2 separate regions of the Homo sapiens genome follow, and region 1 is linked to region 2. Evidence: chromatin loops called from intact Hi-C (ENCODE). Cell type or tissue: heart right ventricle. All regions are shown on one strand. Each heading gives the region's core, and the rest is flanking DNA. Links, peaks and the distances in the headings are about the cores only.

The links. Peaks named below come from ENCODE experiments on the same cell type or tissue, not always from the same donor. Only the 100,000 strongest peaks of a DNase experiment are listed, where the experiment ranks them.
Region 1: it touches region 2 in a loop (4-fold over the local background); 7 of 110 quality-filtered maps call a loop at or near these places.

The regions. Positions count from the first base shown.
Region 1 is chr7:74,572,351-74,578,753 of GRCh38, reverse strand. All of the region lies in intron 22 of GTF2IRD1 (GTF2I repeat domain containing 1), which reads right to left. Among named protein-coding and RNA genes, the nearest start is that of MIR10525, 20 kb to the left of the region's middle. In heart right ventricle, for the core only: no CTCF peak of the experiment used is centred there; no DNase peak of the experiment used is centred there; H3K27ac peaks cover 452 bases.
Region 2 is chr7:74,632,688-74,639,090 of GRCh38, reverse strand. No RefSeq gene overlaps it. Among named protein-coding and RNA genes, the nearest start is that of GTF2I, 22 kb to the left of the region's middle. In heart right ventricle, for the core only: no CTCF peak of the experiment used is centred there; a DNase peak (open chromatin) is centred at 3,238.

The sequences.
Region 1 (6,403 bases), core at 870-5,869, 60 kb after region 2:
ACAGTGCTGGGTTTACAGACATGAGCCATCGTGCCCGGCTATAAGTGTTAATTGCATTCTTAGTAACAGCAAAACAATGGAAGCAGCCCAATCCCCAAGGAGGGGAGAGAGAGGAATTGCATCATGGTAAAATTCCACTCAATGGAAGATTATAGAGCCATGAGAACTAAGAAGCTACAGCTACACACTTCAGCATTATGTCAACCAAAGCTAAGTGGAAAACAGCAAGTCCCAGACTCTATTCAATAACACGCCTTTGTCATAAAAGTAAAATTATAGGCTGGGCGCGGTGGCTCATGCCTGTAATCCCAGCATTTTGGGAGGCTGAGGCGGGTGGATCGTGAGGTCAGGAGATGGAGACCATCCTGGCTAACACAGTGAAACCCCGTCTCTACAAAAAATTAGCTGGGCGTGGTGGCGGGCACCTATAGTCCCAGCTACTCGGAAGGCTGAGTGAGGCAGGAGAATCACTTGAACCTGGGAGGTGGAGGTTGCAGTGAGCCAAGATCACACTACTTCACTCCAGCCTGGGCGACAGTGCGAGACTCCGTCTCAAAAAAAAGAAAGTAAAATTATAAGCAAAATGAAATAATTTTTGTTTAGGCAAACATTACATGCAATAAAATAATTTTTAAAAAATTAACCCGTGAGCCTGGCGTGGTGGCTCACACCTATAATCTCAGCACTTTGGGAGGCCGAGACAGGAGGATCACTTGAGGGCAGGAGTTGGAGACCAGCCTTGGGTAACATAGAGAGACTCTGTCTACAAAAAATTTAAAAGTAGCTGGTACAGTGGCACCCAGCTATAGTCCCAGCTACTTGGGAGGCTGATGCGGGAGGATTGTTTGAGCCCAGGAGTTGGAGGTTACAGTGAGCTATGTGATAGTGTCACTGCACTCCAGCCTATCTCTACAAAAGTAAAAAATAAAATATGAGCTGGGCATGGTAGCACGTGTGCTTGTAGTCCTAGCCACTCGAGGGGCTGAGGTGGTAAGGATGGTTTGAGCCTAGAAGGTCCAGGCTGCAGTAAGCTATGACTGTGCCACTGCACTCCTGCCTGGGCAAGAGGGAGACTGTCTTTAAAAAAAAAAAAAATTAAAAAAGAAATCAACCAGTGAAAAATGATTATATCATGGAGGAGAACAGGCATAGAAGACAGTTTTGGAAATTTGAATAAAGACCATGTATTAGATGACAGGGAATTATTAAGTTGTATAAGTACGATGATGCTATTGTGAGTATGTAAGATAACAGTGTTTTCTTAGGAGATGTGCATTGAAACATTTAGGCACGAAGAGTCAAGATGTTTGCACCTTACTTCAAATAGAGAAAAAGAAAGAGAAATTATGTGTGTGCGCGTGTGTGTGAGAGAGAAAGCAGGGAAAATTGGCAATATGCTAAGAATTACTGAACCCAGCTGGGCGCGGTGGCTCACGCCTGTAATCCCACCACTTTGGGAGGCTGAGGCGGGTGGATCGCTTGAGGCCAGGAGTTCAAGACTAGTCTGGCCAACATGGCGAAATCCCGTCTCTACTAAAAATACAAAAAATTAGCTGGGATAGGTGGTGCACGCTTGTAGTCACAGCTACTCAGGAGGCTGAGGCAGGAGAATTGCTTGAACTCAGGAGGCAGAGCTTGCAGTGAGCCGAGATTGCGCCACTGCACTCCAGCCTGGGCGACAGAGCAAGACTCCATCTCAAAACAAACAAACAAATAAAAAAAATGCCCAACCCATCACGGGCACTTGGTAACTCAGAGAATCTGAGCTCTTCTGTGCCAGGCACTGCTCTTTGATCTTTGCATGGATTCATTCATTTAATCCTTAAAACAGGGGGCCGTGCTCAGTGGCTCACACCTGTAATCCCAGCACTTTGGAAGGCCAAAGTGGGCAGATCACTTGAGGTCAGGAGTTTGAGACCAGCCTGGGCAACATGGTGAAACCCTGTCTCTACTACAAATACAAAAATTAGCCGGGCATGTTGGCATATGCCTGTAATCCCAGCTACTCAGGAAGCTGAGGCAGGAGAATTGCTTGAACCTGGAAGGCGGAGGTTGCAGTGAGCTGAGATCGCGCCACTGCACTCCAGCCTGAAGACTCTGTCTCAAAAAAAAAAAAAAAAAAAAAAAAAAAAAAAAGACAAGGAAATAGATTTTCCCCTAGAGCCTCCAGAAGGATCAGCCCTGCTGACATCTTTTTTTTTTTTTTTTCTTGTAGCCCAGGCTGGAGTGCAATGGCACGATCTCAGCTCACTGCAAACTCCGCCTCCTGGGTTCAAGGGATTCTCTTGCCTCAGCCTCCCGAGTAGCTGGGATTACAAGTGCGCACCACCACACCTGGCTAATTTTTGTATTTTTAGTAGAGATGGGGTTTTACCACGTTGGCCAGGCTGGTCTCGAACTCCTGATCTCAAGTGATTCGCCCGCCTCAGCCTCCCGAAGTGCTAGGATTACAGTCGTGAGCCACTGCACCTGGCCCCTGACACCTTGACATTAGCCTTGGAAGACTCATTTCAGACTTCTGATCTCCAAAACTGTAAGGCAATAAATTTGTGTTGTTTGAAGCCACTACGTTTAGGTAATTTATTTATTTTTTTGAGACAGGGTCTCACTCTGTTTCCCACGCTGGAGTTCAGTGGCACAATCGTGGCTCACTGCAGCCTGACCTCCTGAGCTCAAGTCATCCTCCCACCTCAGCCTCCCTAGTAGCTGGGACCACAGGTGTGCACTACGTGCAGCTATTTTTTTTTTTTTAGAGATGGGGTCTTGCTATGTTGCCCAGGCTTGTCTCGAACTCCTGGGCTCAAGTGACCCTTCTGTCTCAGCCTTCCAGAGTGCTGGCGTGAGCCACTGGACCCGGCCTGTTTTAAGGCTTGAAATACCAGTTATAAATTCATGATTCCCCAAATCATATCTCAAGCCTGGACTGCTCCCCTGAGCCCCAACTTGCTTCCAACTTCGACTGGATGAGACCCCAGATTGAACACGCCTGATCCGCCACCTCCTGCCCCACCAGCTTCTCCTGCATCTTCCCTGTCTCCACCCACAGCACCTCCGTCCTTCCCCAAGTTCAGCCTGAACCTCTGAAGTCAAAGTCAGCTCCTCATTTTCTCACAGCTTATATCAGCACATTCTGTTGGCTTCAGCCAACTCACCTAAGAGTGGGTGACTCACCACCCCACTGCCGCCACAGGCGTCGCCTGGATTATTACAACCTCCTTATGTCTCTCCACCCTTGTCTGTCCTCAAGCCAGCAACCAGAGGGATTCTGTTAAAACAAGCTGGATCCTGTTACCCTCTGCTCAGAACTGCACCGACTCTAAGCTCACTCTGAGCAAAAGTCAAAATCCTTATCTGGCCATGTACCATCTTCCCTGTCCATCTCCATCTCATCTCTCACTTCCCCTGACCTTCCTCTGATACCTTGGCAGGTGACCTCAGGGGCTTTGCAGCTGCTGTTCTCTCTGCCTGCAATGCTGTTCCCTGCTGCCCCTTCAGGCCTTTAAAACTAAGGCCTCCTTCTGGTCATCACCTAAATAATGTTGCAATCTCCTAAAAATAAATACAATTGCTCCCATGGTTTACGCTTTGCAGATTTTCTGTTTATCCCCCCGCCCCACCATGTAGGCTCCGTGAGGCTGGGTTTTTTTTGTTTTTTTGTATTTTGAGACGGAGTTTCGCTCTTGTTGCCCAAGCTGGAGCGCAATGGCGCAATCTCGGCTCACTGCAACTTCCACCTCCCGGGTTCAAGCGATTCTCCTGCCTCAGCCTCCCAAGTAGCTGGGATTATAGGTGTGTGTCATGATGCTGGGCTAATTTTTTGTATTTTTAGTAGAAACGGAGTTTCACCATGTTAGCCAGGCTGGTCTCAAACTCCTGACCTTAGGTGATCCGCCCACCTCAGCCTCCCGAAGTGCTGGGATTACAGACGTGAACCACTGCACTCAGCCGGGTTTTTTTTTTTTTTTAATCAGTGTTGATTAAAAGTCCAGCATAGGCCGGGCACGGTGGCTCACATCTGTAATCCCAGTACTTTGGAAGTTAGAGGTGTGTGGATTACTTGAGCCCAGGAGTTCCAGACCAGCCTGGGAAACATGGCAAAACCCCGTCTCTACAAAAAAATACAAAAATTAGCCTGGCACGGTGGTGCACGCCTCCAGTCCCAGCTACTTGGGAGGCTGAGGCAGGAGGATCACTTGAGCTTAGGGAGGTCGAGGATGCAGTGAGCCGTGATCGTGCTACTGCACTCCAGCCTGAGTGACAGAGAGAGACCCTGCCTTAAAAAAAAAAAAAAAAAAAAATTCCAGTATCTAGGCCCGGTGTAGTGGCTCACGCCTGTAATCCCAGCACTTTGGGAAACCAAGGCGGTGAGATCCCTTGAAGCCAGGAGTTCTAGACCAGCCTGGGCAATGAAGCAAGATGCTGTCCTACAAAAATATTAAATAAGAATAATGAGGCCGGGCTCAGTGGCTCACACCAGTAATCCCGGCACTTTGGGAGGTCGAGGCAGGTGGATCACCTGAGGTCAGGAGTTCGAGACCAGCCTGGCCAACATGGTGAAATCCAGTCTCTACTAAAAATACAAAAAAAAAAAAAAAAAAAAAAATTAGCTTGGTGTGGTGGTGCATGCCTGTAATCCCAGATGCTCAGGAGGCTAAGGCAGGAGAATTGCTTGAACCCGGGAGGCGGAGGTTGCAGTGAGCTGAGATTGCACTGCTGCACTCCAGCCTGGGCAATAAGAGCGCAACTCTGTCTCAAAGACAAAACAAAACAGAAACAAACAAAAAGAATAATGAAATAATAATAAAAGACCAGTATCTGGCACAGTGCTGGCCCCAGTGAGACACCTGGGCCTGTGCACAAATGAGTGACTGCACCTGCGCCCCCAAGGCCTCTGTTGGGGCCACACGAAGTCTGCTGTGGGTGGTGCTGAGCCCTCTCCATGACACGAAGGTTCTTAGAGGGCTAGGCCTGCATGGCCCCCAACCTCCACCTCCCTCCTCTTTTGTCCCCACACCCCTCCCCACAAGGCTGGAAGGATCGGGTACACCCAGTAAACCACATGTGCTGAGCCATGGTTACCACCCTGCCCCTGCTCTACTTCTATGGCTCAGACACACGCATCAGCTTCTGTTCTGCACAAGGTGCCTGGCGACCCCTCGGTGCTGATCTCATTCCAGCCCAAATAAAGGTGCTGGTTGCTCTTGTCAGCTTGGGTGGTCTTCGCTGGGGAAAGGGTTTCTGGGAGGCTTTCTGGGATGTTGCAAAAGACTCTAAAGGCGCCCCCAACCCTGCTCCCTTTCGGGTCCGGAAAGCCCCTGTCTATTTTAAATTTTAATCGTTTTTTTTTTTTTTGAGAGAAGGTCTTGCTCTGTTGCCCAGGCTGGTGGGCAGTGGCACGATCACGGCTCACCACAGCCTCAACCTCCTGGGCTCAAGTGAGCCTCTTGCCTTAACCTCCTGAGTAGCTGGGACTACAGGCATGTGCCCTCATGCCTGGCTCATTTTTTGTCAAGATGGGATTTTGCCATGTTGCCCAGGCTGGTCTCGAACTCCAGGATTGCTCAAGCAATCCGCCTGCCTCAACTTCCCACAGTGCTGGGATGACAAGTGTAAGCAACCGCACCCAGCCTGGAAGCCCATCTAATAAAGGCTAAAAACCTTGGAGTTCCCTTCCCCGACGTGTGGAAGGTTGGGGGGCAGAATGGTGTTGCAATGACCCCAGCTAAGTCCCCACCAGCCAGAAAAGGGCAGGGTCTCCCCAACATGCCATCATTTCATGGCCCACTCTGCCACTTCAGAAGAAAGGAGGCGTCGGGCCAACTCTGGGCCCGGCAGTAGGGCGTCTCGTCTGCCCACAAAGGCCTCCAAGCCCCGCCCCGCAGATGCCAGCTCTCCCTGGGAAGGCAGAAGGGAGATCATTACTGAACCCTAATTAACAAAGACAAGCAGAGATAATTCAGTGGAGAAACATGTGGCTGGCGCTGGAATTGTGATATCTTTAGAAACTTGAGAAAGGGTGGCTTTATTTTGAGCTTTCAAGAGCTCAAGACAGAGTTGGAAGGGTAGAGAGGGGGTGGGGAAGGCTGAGAGAGGGAGGCAGGGGCCAGAGGGTGTGTGCCTGTGTGTGATTGGCGACAAGGAAATGACTCTCAAGTCTTGGGCAGCAGAAGGGAGGATCATGGAGGATGTCCTTGTTCTGTATCACGTCAAAGAAATGGAGACCCAAAGACAGTTAACTCATCCAAGATCAAAGACAGTAAGTTAACTTATCTAAAATCAGAGACAAGCAAGTTAACTTATCCAAGATCAGAGATAGTAAGTTGACTTATCTAGATCAGAGATGGTAAGTTAACTTATCCAAGATCACAGGTAGCAAGTTAACTTATCCAAGATCAGAGATAGC
Region 2 (6,403 bases), core at 934-5,933:
AATCGCTTGAGGCCCGGAGTTCAAGACCAGCCTGGGCAAGATAGTGAGACCCCTGACCTCTACAAAAAATTTTAAAAATTATCCAGGTGTCGTGGTGCACCCCTGTATTCCCACCTACTCAGAAGGTTGTGGTGGGAGGATCATCTGAGCCCAGGAGTTTGAGGCTGTGGTGAGCTATGATCACAGCACTGGAATCCAGCCTGGGTGACAGAGCGAGACCTTGTCTCAAAAAAAAAAAAAAAAGCAAGCGATGCCAACATAACCCTAGTTTTTTTGTTTTTTGTTTTTTTGTTTTGAGACGGAGTTTCGCTCTGTCGCCCCAGCTGCAGTGCAGTGGCATAATCTCGGCTTGCTGCAACCTCTGTCTCCCGGATTCAAGTGATTGTCCTGCCTCAGCCTCCTGAATAGCTGAGATTACAGGCACGTGCCACCATGCTAGGCTAATTTTTGTAGTTTTAGTAGAGACGAGGTTTCACCATGTTGGCCAGGATGATCTTGAACTCCTGGCCTCAGGTGATCTGCCCACCTCAGCCTCCCAAAGTGCTGGGATTACAGACATGAGCCACCGCGTCCGGCCCTCAACATAAGCCTAGTTAATAAAATCCACTAGATTTTGATAATAAAATACAAAAACAGGCCAGGTACAGTGGCTCACCCCTGTAATCCTGCCACTCTGGGAGGCCGAGGCAGGTGAATCACTTGATGTCTAGAATTCAAGACCAGTCTGGCCAGCATGGCGAAACCCCGTCTCTACTGAAAATACAAAAATTAGCCGGATGTCCCAGCTACTCGGGAGGTGGATGCACGAGAATCGCTTGAACCCAGGAGGCAGACGTTGCAGTGGGCTGAGATCACACCACTGCACTCCAGCCTGGGTGACAGAGACCCTGTCTCAAAAAAGAATAAAAAATAAAAGATAATAACATAATAAAATAAAATAGAGAGACACAGCTGTGACTATTAGCCCACCAAAAAAGTACAAATCCATTGGCCCAATGAATCTTAGATCCATAGCTGGCCATCTATGAGATACGCTAAGGTGTCCTAGATTAGGACCCTCCAGAGCGGACGTGGAATGGGACGGGATAGGCACCTGCCGCACATACTGCGTGATCACCCAGACAGCAGTGGAGAGGAAAGGCAGCTTGTATTCACTCATTCATTCATTCATTCATTCATGTTTCCATCCAAAAAGCCCACTGTTTGTGAGTCTTCCTCTTATATAAGCTCACTAAGGGCGGGGACCAAGCCTCATTCATTGGCCTGGGGCATGCCTAGTGTGGAGCAAGTATTTGGTGTTTGTTGACTGAATGACTGAAGGTGAAGGGGACTTGAGTTGCCCAGGCACAGTGGCTCACACTTGTAATCTCAGCCCTTTAGGAAGCCAAGGCAGGAGGATCACTCGAGGTCAGGAATTTGACACCAGCCCAGGCGACATAGGGAGACCCCATCTCTACAAAAAAGAAAAATTTGGCCGGGCGCGGTGGCTCACGCCTGTAATCTCAGCACTTTGGGAGGCCGAGGCGGGCGGATCACGAGGTCAGGAGATTGAGACCATCCCGGCTAAAAAACGGTGAAACCCCGTCTCTACTAAAAATACAAAAAATTAGCCAGGTGTAGTGGCGGGCGCCTGTAGTCCCAGCTACTTGGGAGGCTGAGGCAGGAGAATGGCGTGAACCCGGGAGGCGGAGCTTGCAGTGAGCCGAGATCCCGCCACTGCACTCCAGCCTGGGCGACAGAGCGAGACTCCGTCTCAAAAAAAAAAAGAAAAAGAAAAATTTTAAAAATTAGCTGGTCCCGGTAGCTCATGCCTGTAATCCCCACATTTTGGGAGGCTGAGGTGGGAGGACTGCTTGAGCCCAGGAGTTTGAGATCAGCCTGGGCCACATAGGGAGACCCTCTGTCTGCAAAAAATAAATTTTTAAGTTAGCTGGGTTTGGAGACACACACCCGTGGCCCCAGCTACTCAGGAGGCTGAAGTGAGAGGATTGCTTGAGTGCAGGAGCTCGAGGCTGCTGTGAGCTATGATCACACCATCACACTCCAGCCTGGGCAACAGGCTGTCTCTAAATAAATTCCGTCAATAAATAAATAAATAAATAAATAAATAAACAAAGCGTGTAAAGGGCTGACACCATTGCTTGACAAGGATGCAAGGAATGTTTTATTGCTGTGTTTTAGGGAATGTGTTAGGTGCTTTGGGGATGCAGAGATAAAAATGGTACCATCTGTGACCTCAAGAAGTTTACGGACTTGTGGGAGGACAGCGTTGTGAACAGGTTATAATACAATCTGACTATGGCATCTGTAATAAGAGCCCAGAGGCCGGGCATGGTGGCTCCTGCCTGGAATACCAGCACTTTGAGAAGCTGAAGTGGGCAGATCACCTAAGATCAGGAGTTTGAGACCAGCCTGGCCAACATGGTGAAACTACGTCTCTACTAAAAACACAAAAATTAGCTGGGCGTGGTAGTGGGCACCTGTAGTCTCAGCTACTTGGGAGGCTGAGACAGGAGAATCGCTTGAACCTGGGAGACAGAGGTTGCACTGAGCCGAGATCACGCCACTGCACTCCAGCCTCGGAGACAGAGTGAGACTCTGTCTCAAAAAAAAAAAGAAAAAGAAATAGTTTACAGACTTGTTGGGGGACAGAGTTGTAAACAGGTCATAATATAGTCTGACTAGGGCACCTGTCATAAGATCCCAAAGGCCGGGCATGGTGACTCATCGCTGTAATGCCAACACTTTGGGAGACCAAGGTAGGCGGATCCCTTGACGTCAGGAGTTTGAGACCAGCCTGGCCAACATGGTGAAACCCCGTCTCTACTAAAACTACAACAATTAGCCGGGTGTGTTGGCACATGCCTATAGTCCCAGCTACTCAGGAGGCTGAGGCAAGAGAATCACTTGAACCCGGGAGGCGGAGGTTGCAGTGAGCCGAGATTGTGCCACTGCACTCCAGCCTGGGCTACAGAGTGAGATTCTGTCTCAAAAAAAAAAGAGCCCAGAGGAGGTGGGGAGTGGGGGCATTTGAACAATGCATAGAACTTTCCTGGTGAAGAAGGTGGAGGGTAGGGGGTAAGGAGGCAAAGAGAAGGGCTTGTGCAGAGATCTACTGTGTCAAGGTGCACAGGGTGCAGAGGGAATGGCACACAGCCAGCGCTGGCCGGGGCGCAGGGGAAGATGCAGCTCTGTCTGAAGAGTCTGTGGTCTGATCACAATGGGCCCTCTGTGCCAGTTGACTGGTTTGTGCTGAACACGTTGGCCAAGATGCCTGTCATTCCAGCCTCCGCTTCCAGGCGAAATTACACCACCCACTCAGGGAAGCTGGACTAAGCTGCTGCTGCTTTTTTTTTTTTTTAACAACTTTATTCAAGTATTTTATTTACACAGAATAAAATGCATTCGTTTTTATGTGTTTACTTAAAGGAGCCTTAGCAAATATTTTCACTCACCCGTGTCACCCCCACCATAATCAAGATACAGGGCTGGGTGCGGTGGCTCATGCCTGTAATCCCAGCACTTTGGGAGGCCGAGGCAGGCAGATCATCTGAGGTCAGGAGTTTGAGCCCAGCCTGGCCAACATGGTGAAACCCTGTCTCTACTAAAAATACAAAAATTAGCCGGGCGTGCTGGCGCATGCCGTGCCTGAAATCCCAGCTACTCCGGAGGCTGAGGCAGGAGAATGGCTTGAACCCAGGAGGTGGAGGTCGCAGTAAGCCGAGATCACAACACTGCACTCCAGCCTGGGCGACAGAGCAAGACTCCGTCAAAAAAAAATATATGCAACACTTCCATTGCTCTAGAAAGTTTCCTGTGCCCCTCTTCATTAGTTAATTTTCTTCACCACCCACCACCCCAGGCCCTGGCAATCACTGACCTGCTTGCCTGCTTACTTTCTTCTTTTTTTTCTTTTTTAGACAGGGTATTGCTCTGCAGCCCAGGCTGGAGCGTAGTGGCAAGATGTCAGCTCACTGCAACCCTGACATCCCTAGCTCAAGTGATCCTCCCACCTCAGCCTACTGAGTAGCTGGGACTATTTTTTTTTTTTTTTTTGAGATGGAGTCTCACTCTGTTGCCCAGGCTGGAGTGCAGTGGCACGATCTCGGCTCACTGCAAGCTCCGCCTCCCAGGTTCATGCCATTCTCCTGCCTCAGCCTCCCGAGTAGCTGGGACTACAGGTGCCCATCACCACACCCGGCTAATTTTTTGTATTTTTAGTAGAGACGGGGTTTCACCATGTTAGCCAGGATGGTCTCGATCTCCTGACCTCATGATCTACCCGCCTCGGCCTCCCGAAGTGCTGGGATTACAGGTGTGAGCCACCGCGCCCAGCCAATTTTTTGTATTTGAGAGTCAGGAGTTCAAGACCAGCCTGGACAACATGGTGAAACCCTGTCTCTACTAAAGATATAAAAATTAGCCAGGAGGGCTGGGCATGGTAGCTCATGCCTGTAATCCCAGCACTTTGGGAGGCCGAGGCGGGTGGATCACCTGAGGTCAGGAGTTTGCGACCAGCCTGGCCAACATGGTGAAACCCCATCTCTACTAAAAATACAAAAATTAGCTGGGTGTGGTGGCGGGTGCCTGTAATCCCAGCTACTCGGGAGGCTAAGGCAGGAGAATCGCTTGATCCTGGGAGATGGAGGCTGCAGTGAGCTGAGATCGTGCCAGTGCACTCCAGCCTGGGTGACTCTGCCAAACACACTAAAATAAAATAAAAAATTTTAAAAATATAATAATACAACTTTTTATAGGCCGGGCGTGGTGGCTCACGTCTGTAATCCCAGCACTTTGGGAGGCCGAGGCGGGCAGATCATGAGGTCGGGAGATCGAGACCATCCTGGCTAACACGGTGAAACCCCGTCTCTACTAAAAAATATAAAAAAATTAGCCGGGCATGGTGGCGGGCACCTGTAGTCCCAGCTACTTGGGAGGCTGAGGCAGGAGAATGGCGTGAACCCGGGAGGCGGAGCTTGCAGTGAGCCGAGATCATGCCACTGCACTCCAGCCTGGGCGACAGAGAGAGACTCCTTCTCAAAAAAAAAAAAAAAGAGAAAATTAAATACAAATTAAGCAGGAGAGAGGAGAGGGACTAATACTGTATATAAAATAATCCAACTTTTTTTTTTTTAATTAAAAAAAGGACACTTAGTCCAATGGCCAGTACTGGTTCCCACTGTGGCCCTGATACCAGCAGGGCAACCAGCCACGCCTTCCAGCCCAGAGCAAAGTTTTCAGAAGATAAGAACTCTGTGGTTTTCAGCAAGGAGACAATAAGAAGTTGTTCCTAATTGGCTTCCTGTCGCAGTCCTCAGGGCACCTGCTGGTTCCAGCCTGGATCCAGCCTACCTTGACCTTTGCCAGTTGGCACCGATGTGCAGATAACCAGTGAAGCCCAGGAGCAAATCCTCAAATCCAGACCTGCAGAATGGGACGAGTCTTGTGTGAAATTCTCAGGCGAGAGCTCTGAGCCCCAAGGCCTCCTTCGCACACCCCGGCCCTGGGTCTGATCTGGTTTCACGACCTGTTTCAGCTCCATGCTGTGCCGTGAGAAACCTCTCTGCAGGTCCCTACTTGAACTTGAAAGACTTTGACCCTTCCCAGTGGCCACAAGCACATCTCACTCTGCTGTCCAGGCTGGAGTGCAGTGGCGTGATCTCGGTTCACTACAACCTCTGCCTCCCAGGTTCAAGCAATTCTCCTGCCTCGGCCTCCCAAGTAGTTGGGATTATAGGCACGTACCATCACGCCCAGCTAATTTTTTTGTATTTTTAGTTGAGATGGAGTTTCACCATGTTGGCCAGGCTGGTCTTGAACTCCTGACCTCAGGTGATCCACCCGCCTCGGCCTCCCAAAGTGTTGGGATTACAGGCGTGAGCCACCGCGCCCAGCCTAATTTTTGTATTTTTTAGTTGTATTTAAAAAAATTTTTTTTGAGGTGCAATCTCGTTCTGTTGCCCAGGCCAGACTCCAGTGGCACAATCTCAGCCCACTGCAACCTCTGCCTCCCAGGTTCAAGCGATTCTCCTGCCTCAGCCTCCTCAATAGCTGGGATTACAGGCACGCGCCACTATGCCTGCCTAATTTTTGTGTTTTTAATAGAGATGGTGTTTCACCATGTTGATCAGGCTAGTCTCAAACTCCTGCCCTCGTGATCTACCTGCCTAGGCCCCCCCAAAAGTGCTGGGATTACAGGCGTGAGCCACTGCGCCTGGCCCACAAGCATGTCTTTCTCTTCTGCTCATCCAGATGAAAAAAAACTGGAGCAGCCGTTTTGCAAAACAGGCCTTCAGTGGCCCTCACAGTTGGATTTTGTCCTGAGCTCAGTTCTATAGGAAGCGTGTGTGTATATGTGTGAATGTGTGTGTATATGTGTGAATGTGTGTATGCATGTGTGAAT